Regions from separate parts of the Mus musculus genome. Here region 1 is linked to region 2. Evidence: chromatin contacts called from ENCODE Hi-C or POLR2A ChIA-PET data. All regions are on one chromosome and are shown on one strand. The core of a region is the stretch at or near the end of the contact, and the rest is flanking DNA. Distances in the headings are between cores, read along the strand shown.

Region 1 (6,439 bases), core at 2,974-5,473, 730 kb after region 2:
GGGTGTCTTTTCTCAGGTATTATCCATCTTGATTTTGAGATAAGGCCTCTCACTAGGCCTAAAACTTGGCTGACTAGCAAGACTGACTCCAGGAGGATGAAAGATACCCCAGAGCTGACAGGGATTTGGGCCATCAGTGCAAAAAAACCTGCTTCAGTTTCCAGCATGGAACAGCAGCATAATCTATCCAGGAGCAGCTCCACTGTGGGCGGTTGGGAGGGCGACAGCTCCTCCACCCACCTAGCTGTCGGAGCTTCGGGAGCATGTGCACGACAAACAGGCGGTAGTCAGACTCATTCTTCACAACGGGGTTAAGCCGGAAGTCCACGTCCTGGAGCTCCAGTAGGGTGTGGAGCCTAAATACTTCTGCTAATGAAGAAATACAGTTGTAGTAGAGATTGAGACTCTCCAAGGAGACCAGATACTGTATACCCTGTTAATAAGAAAATATCTCAATCAGTTCATCATGAAAAGTAAACCATTGGTATGGGCTAATCAAGTGGAACATACTTATAATGAACACATACTATTACCAGAAAAAACTAACAGTGTAACATGTTCTTATTTGTGAAATTCTATGTTCCATATAGGGCAACAACCATATGAGCTATCTGAATAGAGGCCTGTTCGCCCTAGCAGTACTAAGCACAGTGACTCTCTCTTGAGTGCCCAATATGAATCACGTTATATAATTTACACAATTTCATTTACTCTCCACACACCCAGATTAGGAGGTTAATGCTTAGGGATTGAGGGAAGAGCCAATCCTTGCTTTAGCCAAAGCTGGAGCCTGTCCCTAAACAAGTCAGACTCTGAAACCAATGTTAGGAATAGTCTCTATTAAGTACACCCTATGTTTCTTTCAAGGTAAGGCCCTCCTCTCTGAATTGAGCAATAAGCAGTATTTATATAAACTTCCCAATTGTGTCACCTTGGGAGACTTTTTATTTTCAAATCATGAATGGGTACCAAATTTGTATACTGCCATTTAGGGTAGAAGGCCAAGAGCCAAGCCATGGATAGATATAACCTACAGAATATAACCTACAGATACAACCTACAGACGGAGGCAGCACAGAGATGAAGGGAGGGAGAGACATGAGCATGCATACTTTAGGCTTTGGGATCTTGTTTCCTTCCCTTTAAAGATAATCCATCTTCTTCAGAAAGCTAGTACTTTGGTATTCAAAGCAGTTTAAAGATATAATGGGACAGGTTAGACACGTAGCTCCAGATAAACACTAGTGACAGCATAACACAATTCTAAAGGTACAGTCTATAAGCATTGTTTGTGTAGTTTTGAAACATGTTGCATTCTTTTTAAACCATTAAAATACGTTCATCTGACACTGATATTTTAACAAATAAGCCTAAACGCACCTCAAGGCTAACCAAGGAGTTACGTGAGAGGTCTAAGGATTTTAGAGCTGTCAAGTGCATCAGAGAGTTTCCCAGGTGAGTAATCTTCTCTTGGTATGTTCCAGGAATAGATAAAGATCGAAGTTCAGCTAAGAATAGAAAATTGTAAGATTTTAATCTTTTTTAAAATTTAAAACAGTGTAATAGAAATTCAATTCAGGGGGAATATTTTAGACATTTTTAGAAACCCAACAGATACTGACAGACACTCTGCTTGACCAAAGTCAGGCTTATAGATGCTATCCTAGGCCCATTGGTGCACTTCTTATAACTCAGAGGTTAGCAGAGAACCCTGATAAGTCATTTCACCAAGAATTCTCTGCCCACGGTGCCTGCTCACCTTGGTCCCTCACTGTATCACTTATCATTCATTATCCCCAGGGCCACAGCAACATTCTGCTTCCTCATTTCCTCTTAGTAATGTTCCAGCCATGGACCCCCTGCCTCCCTACACACTACTTGCTGGCTAGAACATCTACTTGCCCATGTCATACTGGGAACAGAATCTTCTCATACTGCAAAAATCCTACTGCATCAGGGCCTGTGCCTATCTCAAGAGCCCTGAATACTGTCTTTTTAAAATGTTCTTGATTTTGTTTGTTTGTTTGCTTTTGAGACAAATCCAGACAGCCAAGAATGGCCCTGAATGCTAGATCGTCTTGCTTCAAGTTCCTGAGTCCAGGATTACAGCTATGGACCACTACTTCTTACAAGTTCCTGGTCAGCCAGAGCTACATAGAAAGACCCTGACTTGCAAGCAAGCAAGCAAGCAAGCAAGCAAGCAAGAGCAAATAATGGAGGCGAGCAGGCTGAGCACTAGTATTCATTGCTATTTGCTTCCTAACTGCAAACGCAATGTGAACAGCTACCCTACACCCTAGCCACTATGCCTTCCTCACCTTGACTTTTATCTCCTCCAGCTGTGAGTCAAAATAAACCTTCTCACTCTTAAGTTGCTTCTTTTTCTTTTTTTTTTTAAAAAAGATTTATTTTATTTATTATATGTAAGTACACTGTAGCTGTCTTCAGACACTCCAGAAGAGGACATCAGATTTCGTTACGGATGGTTGTGAGTCACCATGTGGTTGCTGGGATTTGAACTCGGGACCTTCGGAAGAGCAGTCGGCACTCTTAACCACTGAGCCATCTTGCCAGCCCCTTAAGTTGCTTCTTGTCGGTTTTTTTTCCCCCACATAGGAAATGAGAAAACCAACTAATATACCCTCTTACTAAATAACAAAGTCTTTATACAGAGAATCCTCCTGGTTGACCTGAATACTATCAGCCAATAAAATCAACCTGACACAGTTTTTACATGTACTTGGAACACTCTCCAAGAGAAACCAGATTCTTGGGCATTAAACAATCTCTGCAGACTTAAGCGAACCAAAATCATACACAGTATGTTCTCTGACAATAATAGAATTACACACAAAAAAACAAGAAAACCTCCCGACACATAATTCGTTAAAAAGACATCCCTAAAGAATAAAAATGTGAGCAATCACTAAATAATTTGGAGGTCTAAGAAGATACCTAAAGGGATATTTGAAAAGCATATTAAAATCAATGAAAATTAGAACCAGTCATGGTGGCAACTGCCTGCAATCCTAGCCACTTGAGTGTCGGACTAAAATTCCAAGGCCAGGTTCCGTTAAAAATGGAGATCAAGGTCATCTTGGCTTAATAACACACTTGAAAAATTAAAAAAACGTTTGGGGTGAAGTCCCATGACAGGGCATTTGCTTAGCATATGCAAAGCCCTATGTTCTATCTCCAGTACCTTAACACACAGTAGAAATATAAACACTAACAAATGTGTTAGTGTGTGCAGCTATGTGATACGTAAAGAGAAATGTACAGATTAAGAGATTTAAATTATAAAACAAGCTTTAATCCACACGTTTCACTTCTAGAATCTAAAGAGGAAAATAAATGCAAAGCAAGCACAGAGAAAAAGGTAAAATTTAAAAACAGTGAAGACAAATCAACCAACCCAAAAGTGGTGTCTTTGGCATGACCAAAAACCGTATATCTCCAACATGACTGAAAGATAGAGCCAGATTAAGTACCATTTATGAAAATGGGGAATATCCCTACAGGCCCCACAAGCATTAATAAAATAGTAAGAGAATGCTGTAGTCAGTTCTATGTAGATATGGTTGACAATCAAGAAAAAACGATTTAGATAACGAAAATGCACTCTAGGTGAAACCACTATAAGTTTAAAAATCGTAATCGAATTTAAAAAATGGTAATCGAAAATCTTCAACAATGGAAAATTCTAGGCCTGCGTGGTTTCCCTGTCAAAGTCCAGGGGAAAAAAGTTAAAAAGGAAAAAAAAAAAATCACAACACAAATTCCGCACGATCTCTTGCTCAAAACGTAATGGGGCCTTGATGTCCAAACCATATAAAAAGAGACCTGCATCTTCATAAGCGAAATGCCATGTAGGAACCCAGGAAGACAGATGAAAGCTGCTGCAAAAAAGAAGCGGGGGGCTCAGCCTGACCGCGGTCCCACAGAAAACCCAGGCCGCGTCCACCGGCTCTCCAGGACCTTAGCCACGCCCTTCCCCACAAACCCGCCCAGCCGGCCCCGCCTCCTTGCCCCACGGGCCGAGACCGTTTGTGGTCAAGTGCCATTCGCACGGAGGCAGAGCTATCAGGCCCGGCAGGCCAACCCAGTCTGTCCCCCACGCACCCAGGTCGCGGTGGGGACCCAGGCCGCTGCGCTCTCGTACAGTCTCTTCACACAAAACCAACCGCTGGCCTGGCGCCATGTTTTCAAACCGGACGCTGGCGCGCGGCGCCTGCGCTGTGACGTGATCTGGAACGGGCGGGCGGGACCAAGCCTGCAAGGGGCGGGCCCAGGAGGGTGGGCGGAGCTTCGGCTGTGTTTAAAACTTTCTTTGGGACAGGTTCACCCAAGCCATCCTAATCCGCTGAGCTCTGAGTGCAACCTCACCCTGCTCTGGCTCCTCCCCAGGACAACCCCATTGCGTTCAGTGCGGTTTGTGGAAACAGCTGTTAGTGCCCGGGGCATTCGCACCTACTCCCACTTCCATTCATTTCCTACTCCCTCCAGGAGCCTTCTCTCCTAAGGTTTCTTCCTGTCCCAGCCCCTGAGATGCTCCCCCCCCCCCCCCCCGCCAACCCCCACGCACTTCCAAAAGTTCTCATCATGTGGCTGGAGAGACAGGCTGTGTGCAAAAAAAAAAAAAAAAAAAAAAAAAAATTTCTCCTAACTAAGACACATTGAAAGTCCTTTCATCAAACCTGGGGTCTACTAATAACTTCCAGGCATTGGAGAGATAACTAAGCTTTTCAGAAGCAAATTAAGGCTTGTATGCTTGCCATCTAAGACATGTGGCGCCTCAGGACACAACACAGATTTCAATCACCCTCTCTTATTCTATTTTCTCTGACCAAGATCAGAGTCCAAGTGGGACCTTGGGGAGACGGATGGTCTGTCAGGGACAGACCCAAGACCAGCTTTTCTACTGCAATGAAAGTGCCAGTAGAAACTTGGGAAGTAACGTTTCTGTTTACTAACGTTTTACATCTTCACTGAAGAAAGAGGGACAAGGATTAGCTTTGCACCCTGCAAAGATTCCTACAAGCCTATGATTTCTTACAAGCCTCAGTAAAAGGTTATGCTAATGATTAATTACTACCAAGTACTCTTTCCGGTGGTTTATTAAATACCATCTGCCGTGGTAACATTAGACTGTGGCCAAACCTACATGCATTTAAGCTGTTTTATGTCCTTAAGTTCCATTTGAGGTGTTTAGGAGTGAGCCAGCAGCACTTGAACTTGATTTGGTGCTGGTGAAGACACAGAGCAAGGAACAGTGTTGTGACTCGGAGATAGAGATGATGAGCCAGGCTGGGTCACATCAGGAACAATCCCTTCTGCCTCATAGTTCATAAAGCTTTCCCAACTAGACCTGGAGGTTAGCAGGAACCTTCCTTAGCTGGAGTCCCACAGCCTGGTCTTCCCTACTACCTGGAGAGTTGGCAGGCAGTCCTACCCAGAACATTCTGTTGATCTCACATACACACCCCCCCCCCATGCTGCTCCCAACCTTGGCATTCATCAGCTGTCTGAGATGGGGTAAGAAGAGCCACTGTTGCCATGTATAAGGCTTGTGCTTCTTTTTGTATGCTCTCTCTGTAGGACATGCCAAAACATGTGCTGCTTAAGACCCACAACCTAGGCCAGCTGGACATTGGTGGGAGCAGAGGAGGCCTCTCTGGCTCTTTCTACCTGATACCCCTTGTGGTTTTCTAGGATCTTCCATGGAGGCTTTCACTCTCCAGCCTGAATCTCTAAACATGTGGGCACAAAATATATAGTCATCTTCAAAAAGACCAGGAGGGAGGCAGGGCAGCCTGAGGCTGACCCACCCATATGTGCCTGAAGAAAATATAGGTTCAAGCTGGCCCCTGAGGGTTTCTGCCTTTCTCCATGACTGTCTTTGGCCATAGGGAGTAAAAGGAGGAGGTGCCATCAAGACTGAGAGTTTTAGATAGGAGGAGGGCCCTGCATCCTCAGTGGGCCTCTTAGAGCTATGGGTGACATGACATTGTTAGCGCTCCTCATTCTCTTGTAGGGGCAATACTCTAGTATGTTTCCTTAGCTAGTTAGATCTCTCCTTCCTGTTACAAAAGCTGGGCTTATGTGCATACCACAGTACTTCCTCCTAAAGTCAATCAGGAGCCACACCAGCCTGTTGGCAATGTTGAAAAGAATGCTTCCATGCTCATAGGTGGACCTCCCACTGGTGCAAGGCACATAGTTGCTAGAGGCGCTGGCTCTGACTGCATATCCCCAGACTAATGTTAGAACCCAGTAGTGTAGACAAAGGATCGCGAGCAAGCAGTCAGAGCCATCAGGAGGAGACTGAAGCAGGGGCTGTATGAGAGAAATATAAAGCTGTGGCTGAATGCAGAATGGCTGTCACCCTTGAAGGCAAAAACCATTGCCATCTCAAGGAGTGAAGCAGGAATAAGGGTAG
Region 2 (6,450 bases), core at 3,135-5,634:
GCTAATTGATGTGGGAGGGCCTAGCTCACTGTGGGCAATGCCACCCCTGGACTGGATGGTGGTCCTAGGTGCCATAAGAGTAAGAGCCATAACATGGAGAGTAAGCCAGTAAGCAGCACTCCTCCATGGTCTCTGCATCAGTCCCTGCCTCAAGTTCCTGCCCTGACTTCCCTCAGGAATACGACCTGAGAGTTATAAAATGAAACCCTTTTGTCCCCAACCGCTTTGGGTCATGGTGTTTTATCTCAGCAATAAAAAAAAAAAAAAAAAAAAAAAAATGCTACGGCAAGTACCAGACTGAAAACAAGATCATGCTTATGAAAATCTCAACTACTGTTCCAAGATGCTCTGCAGTCTGAGAGGAAGAGAAAAAAAGTTAACACAATTTGTACTTAGGACTCTGCGTTTTCTAGGGTGGTTGTGATATGTGAGGATTTCTTTAGCTTCTTCCATGTTAAGCTGGCACACACTAAGTACCACTTCCAGGAGGAGCCTAGGACCAACAATGAGGATACAAAAGAGCTACCTCAAAGCTCAAATACCTTTAAGGAACACGAGCTACCTCAAAGATGGGCCCAAGTACAAACATGAAATCCACTTGTCTCTTTACACCTCATACAGAGCTTGAAGGTATTTTTATGCAATACCTCAGTTGTGCCTGTCTTTTCATTACAATCTACCACCCAAGTCAGGCGCAGGATTCACTGTGGTACATTAGTGCTCAATACACTTCCGGCATTTGAGTTGCTCAACCTGCTTAAGTTTTACGAATTCCTCTATCTTTCACTTACCTCTTTCTGACGATCTACAAAACGAACCCTCCTGTAGTCTTTTTCATCATACACCTGGAAAAAAAAGGCCATCTATTATTCTAAATAAAGTCACATAATATTGATTGAAAATACTATAGAACGATGTTCCCCTTGGCCTATACCCATTGATGAGGAGACAGACCCACTAAGAGGCAAAATGAACTTGTACTGAACGGTCTCAGGGGATGACAGGCTGGAGTGCAGACTGGAGACAAAGTTCCTGCCCTCACAAGTAGCCAACTCCAACAGGCGCGATTTCATTTCAGCAGACATAGTTTCTCATTTTTTGGTTCACTATTATATTGAACGAACGCTAGGGTTGCTTTATACACTATTGATAGGCTATTTCTCCACTGGTGAAATGAACCAATTCAAGCCAGATTAAATTATATTAAAGGTAGGTTTATTGGGAAGCCGCTCTCAGGTGAGTTCACTGGCCCCAAGGATTGAGGCCAGAGAAGTCACCATTGGGACAGGAGGAGGGGTCGGGGGAGAGAAAGGGAGTGTGTTCAAGGAGAGGAGAAAGAGACAGGGTGGGAGAAACCAAAATGCCTGGATTATATAGGGAGGATCCTGGGCTGCAACGCCAGGTAGGGACTGAGGAATGCTGGGAGAACCTGCATGCCGGGTCTCCTTTGATATGTAAAATATGCACCTCAGTCCTCTGTCCCGGGTCCAAAACACAACAATCATTTGTTAAAACATTGAACTTAATATAAAGATATGGCCTAAAGAATGAGGAGATCCAAGTCCCAACCGAAAGCCACCAGCTAGAAACCGGAGCAGCGGGTTGCACAAGGTGAGCCCAGTAGTGCCGCGCGCTAGCCTGGCAGAAGCACACCTTGCTGCGCTCCCTGCTACCGTCAGTCTTGGGTTCCAGGCATGGCGGGCGCGGCCGTTACCTGGCCGGTATGCGTGATCTTTTCCCCGCTCGGCGACACTTGAACCCCGAAACCCCGTGCAGCCCTGGGGAGAGTCAACAGCCGGCGGAAGGTCAGCACCGCCGCCATCTTGCCGGTGACCCTTGACCCCACGCGTCGTACCAAGTGCCGGCGCAGGCGCACAGCAGTCGGCGGGGAGTACTTGTGGAACTTTTTTCGTCCTATGCCTGAGCGGCTGGCGGGGCTGGTGGTGGAACTGGATAGGATGCGGAGCTGCGGCTTAACTGTGCGCAGTGTTCAAAGGTTACTAGTGTGACAAAGGCAGGGGGTGGGGGGACGGAAACTGAAGATGCGCTGTGTGTGCTTTTATGCCAATGGAGAAAATGCAGATTTTCCGTGGGTTGGTTTGTTTTTTGTTTTCTGTTTTGTTTTGAGTAAAGAAGTAAGTTGTTCAGCAGAAGAAACAGTTTGTGCAGTCAACTCTCCTGGTCCTGTATGTTGGTGTAGGAAAGTTAGATTTCTGAGCATTTTTGCAACGCTGCAGTAGTTCAGTTTCCAGTTAGACTGCAAGGAAGTTTACCCAGCATTGGAAAGCTGTCCGGAAAAGCTCTGCTATGTAGAAAAAAACCTGATGCAAATCGTAGTCTGTAACTCTGAAGGCTGTTTTGGCCTCTCCTGCCTCATTTGAATCTGAGTCCGAACCTCCCTTGGAACGACATATACTGTCAAACCCCAAAGTAGCCTGAACAACTTTGCTCAGAGGTAGACAGGTGGGACCCCAGACTCAGAGCAGGGCCGGGTCACTAATTCCGAGAAAGTGCCAGAAGCTAGCATGTGTTGTTTGGGATCTCTTGGCCAGGATTGGAGGTTAATGACCTGGTATCTACCTTTCTGTGCTCTGCTATAGCATAAGGACTAGGTGAGTCTGAAGACGAAAGGGGTAACCAGAGAGGGCCCTAAGACACAAGGACAAAGACCTCGCCAAGTTGAAAAATGCCCCAATAAATGTGGGCCTAAGATGCCCTGGCTAGCCTTAAGCTCTGTAAGCCAGGCTAACCTAGCACTCACTGTCTTCCTGCCTCAGCCTTTGGAGTGCTGGGATTTCAGGCTTATGTCTCCACACCCTGTCCTGCAGATTTGTCTCATTCTCCCTCTTTTTAAAGGATTTATTTTATATGTATGAGTGTATACATTTATATATGGCCATGTGTGTGGTTACCTGGTACCAAGAGAAGGGCACAGGATCTCCAGACAGGTCAAGTTACAGTCCATTTGAGTAGTTGTGTGGGTGCTGGGAACAGAATGATGGTCTTCTGCAAGAGTAGCAGGTGCTCTTAGCCATCAAGCTATCTCTCCAGCCCTAAGTCTCTATTTAAACCCTAACACCCCCTGTCTGTGTATGAGTTCACACACATGTGAGTTCATACACAGGTGCCACAGAGCACATGTGGAAGTTGGAGGAAGCCAGTCTCTTTTTCCATGTGAGTTCTGGGGACTGAACTGAGGTCTACAGACTTGCATGGAAAGCACTTGTGACTCCCAGGCCATCTCTCTGACCCACATTATTTTTTTTAATTGCTAGAACTCTGGAGTCCTTTTTTCCTTTTCTTTCTTTCTTTCTTTTTTTTTTTTTTTTTTAGGCATTTTTATTAGATATTTTCTTCATTTACATTTCAAATGCTATCCCCCAAAGTCCCCTATACCCTCCTCCCTCCCCCCTCCCCAACCCACCCACTCCCACTTCCTGGCCCTGGCATTGCCCTGAACTAGGGCATATAATCCCCAAAGAAAGACCAAGGGCCTCTCCTCCCATTGATGGCCGACTAGGTCATCCTCTGCTACATATGCAACCAGAGACACAGCTGGGGGGGGGGGGCGGTGTTTACTGGTTAGTTCATATTGTTGTTCCTCCTATAGGGTTGTCAACCCCTTTAGCTCCTTGGGTACTTTCTCTAGCTCCTTCATTAGGGGCCCTGTGTTCTGGCAAATACAGAAGTGAATGCTCACAGTCATCTATTGGCTGGAACTCAAGGTATTCCTATGGGTGCTTAGTGTGAAGGGTGAGACTGGGAGTTAGAGAGAACTACATTAGCCTTAATGACAACCTACTTTGCTATACATAAAAATAAGATGGGTAGATTTACGAACCACCTGAAATCCAATGTATATGAATTAACTGTAGAAGCCCTATATATAGGAATTACCTGTACGCACACATATATACATATATACATGTATATATATGGAAATTAACTGTAGAAATCAGTAATGGTGTATGTTGGTCTTTCCACGTTCCTTGTTGCTTTTCCTAGTTCGCGGGTAGGGACTTAACTAGAGCAGTGTCTGCACTTGCTCCTCTGGCCTTTCCCATGTCTGCCAGAACGTCTCTTAATGTAAACATATGACCTGTACATTTTGTCTGAATGTTGGGTTTTGTTTTGTTTCCAATATATTCACTGTTTGCAGTTTCTTTTACAGTCAAAGCCTGCTTTTTCTGTCTTTTTTTTTTTTCTTCTCCCATGGGCACCGGTCTTGGTCCCAGCATCTGCAGAGGCAGAGCTTAGAGTGCAGGATTCTGGATAAAGAATACTGAGACAAGGAAGGCTTTATCTGCTCCTTAGTCGTCCTCTGCACAGCACACGTCATCCCACGTGACCTTACGCCATCTTTCTTCCTGGCGGTGGCGTCCCACTCCACTGCGCAGACGCGGAAGCTTCGCTAACCGGCGCCCGAAGTTGATTAAGGACTTCTCCGCCGGTGGCACCCCTTCCCAGGTGTGGGTCCCAGGTTTCATGGGGGCAGGCAGAGGTGGTGCCAGAGCTGCTGGCCGGGAGTGCGGGCGGGGTCCCTGGCCGGCGTGAGTGAGCCTCCGGAATCTGCGGCTTCTCCGGAGTGCGCAGGCCTGGGCACATGGAGACGCGGAGCCCAGAGTGCAACCCTGGCATGTGTGCTCTGACCTCTGATGCCAAGTAACCTTGATAGGGGAGGGCCTAGGGACTGGCAGACGTGCAGCACAGGATGACCACGCTTCTCTTCCCCCAGGTCTGGGCTCGGCATGGCCGCACTGCTTGTACGGAGCGTGGTGGCTTCGGTGGTGGACCCGTTCCTGCACCTGAGTCGCCTCGCGGTGAAGCCCCGAGTCTTCTCCTCGTTCCTGCTGGGGACATTGCCACGCGCCAAACCCTGCGCAGAGGTGCGCTCAGTTCTCTGTGGCCGTCCCTTGCCGACCCTGCTGCCCTCGCTGGGCTTCAAAACCAAAGGTGTCATCAAGAAGCGCTGTAAAGACTGCTACAAGGTGAAGAGGCGTGGGCGCTGGTTTATCCTCTGTAAGACCAACCCCAAGCATAAACAGCGACAAATGTAGCCCTTGTCTTCAAGCAGTGTCCATGGAAAATTCATTTCACCTTATCAGAGAAAAATAAACATTAAGCATTCTGTAAGATCCATGGGCCTTAGGGCTTTGTTGAACCCCCCTTTCCCCACATCATAGCCCAATTCCTTCACATCTAATCAGACCAGAGCTGCCGATGGAGAAGGATTGTTACAGTAGCTGTGTATGAAGCAGGAATACAGAGCCAGCTTTATCTCTTGAGACAAAGTCTGGCTCGGTAACCCTGGTTGACCTGAAACTTGGAGAGAAACTCCTGCCTCTGCCATTTGTTACCATATGCAGCAGATTGTAAGTGCTTTAAGAGGCTGCCTGAGCCAAAAAGCTCTTGTGGGGTGTGCAACAATCCCAATTTAAGAACAAACGATGTTCTTGTGTAGCAACTATCCCAGTCTTTACTCAAGGAAAACCTTGTTTACATAGAAATGTCTTTTGGATACCAATTAAAAATATTTGTCATGACTGTTCTTACACTCTGGAGTAGTAGTGTTCTTTATTACCACCAAACTAATGCTTTCAGAAGGAGGTTAGTACATTTTCAGTTCAAAGAAGGTAACAGAGCATGCTGGCTTCTGCAGGGAGTGCTAGGACACCAGCAATTTTTCAAATCTTGCGGTTGTCACTATTAAAAATCGGGCCTGAGGGCTGGAGAGATGGCTTAGCAGTTAAGAGCACACTGACTGCTCTTCTAAAGGCCCTGAGTTCAAATCCCAGCAAACACGTGATGGCTCACAACCCTCCGTAATGAGATCTGATGCCCTCTTCTGGGGTTTCTGAAGACAGCTACAGTGAACTTACATATAATAAATCTTTAAAAAAGCGGGCCTGGGGTTCATGTTTCTCCTGGTCTTTGACACTATGCCTTTTTGTGGTTCTAAGTCCCATTAATCTGTTGAACTTCAGGTTCACCTGGTGTAGTCTACCAACTGATTCCAGACTAGCGTGTTTTGTGGCCCTGTGATTGATGTCGAGTGCTGTGAACCTGCTGTCCTCTGTAAGGAATTATACCTGGTAGCTGCTGGTACCCTCTATCATTTTCTTGGAGTACTGTGAATTCAGAGATAGTTTCAATAGGTAGCTACAGGAGATAACCATTGCCTTTTCCTGGGATCTTAAAATAGCCGTTAAGAAGTGCTCACAGCACTAGGTCTGATAGTTGCTAAGCAAGAAAGTTTAAGCAGAGATCCTCCAGACAAGACTTTGAAAAGAGAGGTCCTGGCAATAATGTTATTTTTAAGGGAGGCAGAGAAACCATGTGCTTTGATCTGTTGCCTTTTGAAGGGTTTGTATAAGCTTATCTGTGAACCTGAAGCCCGGGAGAGAGTCTGAGGACACAGGGAGAGCAAATGGCGCCTTAATAGGACCTAGC

The links. A loop is a pair of places that touch in the nucleus more often than their neighbours do. ChIA-PET counts read pairs that join two places held with the same protein, here RNA polymerase II (POLR2A).
Region 1: a map of T-helper 1 cell shows a loop between it and region 2 (4-fold over the local background). The contact joins the promoter of Cep72 here to the promoter of Mrpl36 in region 2. A Hi-C loop is called at or near these places in 1 of 37 maps with a recorded cell type or tissue (T-helper 1 cell). POLR2A ChIA-PET finds 5 or more read pairs at or near these places in 1 of 5 experiments (embryonic stem cell).

The regions. Positions count from the first base shown.
Region 1 is chr13:74,058,062-74,064,500 of GRCm38, forward strand. It overlaps Cep72 (centrosomal protein 72), which reads right to left and starts at 4,224. Exons shown (of 12, transcript NM_028959.3): 1 at 4,123-4,224; 2 at 1,381-1,508; 3 at 241-433. The coding sequence starts at 4,201.
Region 2 is chr13:73,326,625-73,333,074 of GRCm38, forward strand. It overlaps Mrpl36 (mitochondrial ribosomal protein L36), which reads left to right and starts at 4,385. Exons shown (of 2, transcript NM_053163.1): 1 at 4,385-4,467; 2 at 4,736-5,554. The coding sequence starts at 4,749. The coding sequence ends at 5,057. Ndufs6 (NADH:ubiquinone oxidoreductase core subunit S6) reads right to left here and starts at 1,858. Exons shown (of 4, transcript NM_010888.2): 1 at 1,715-1,858; 2 at 792-845. The coding sequence starts at 1,822.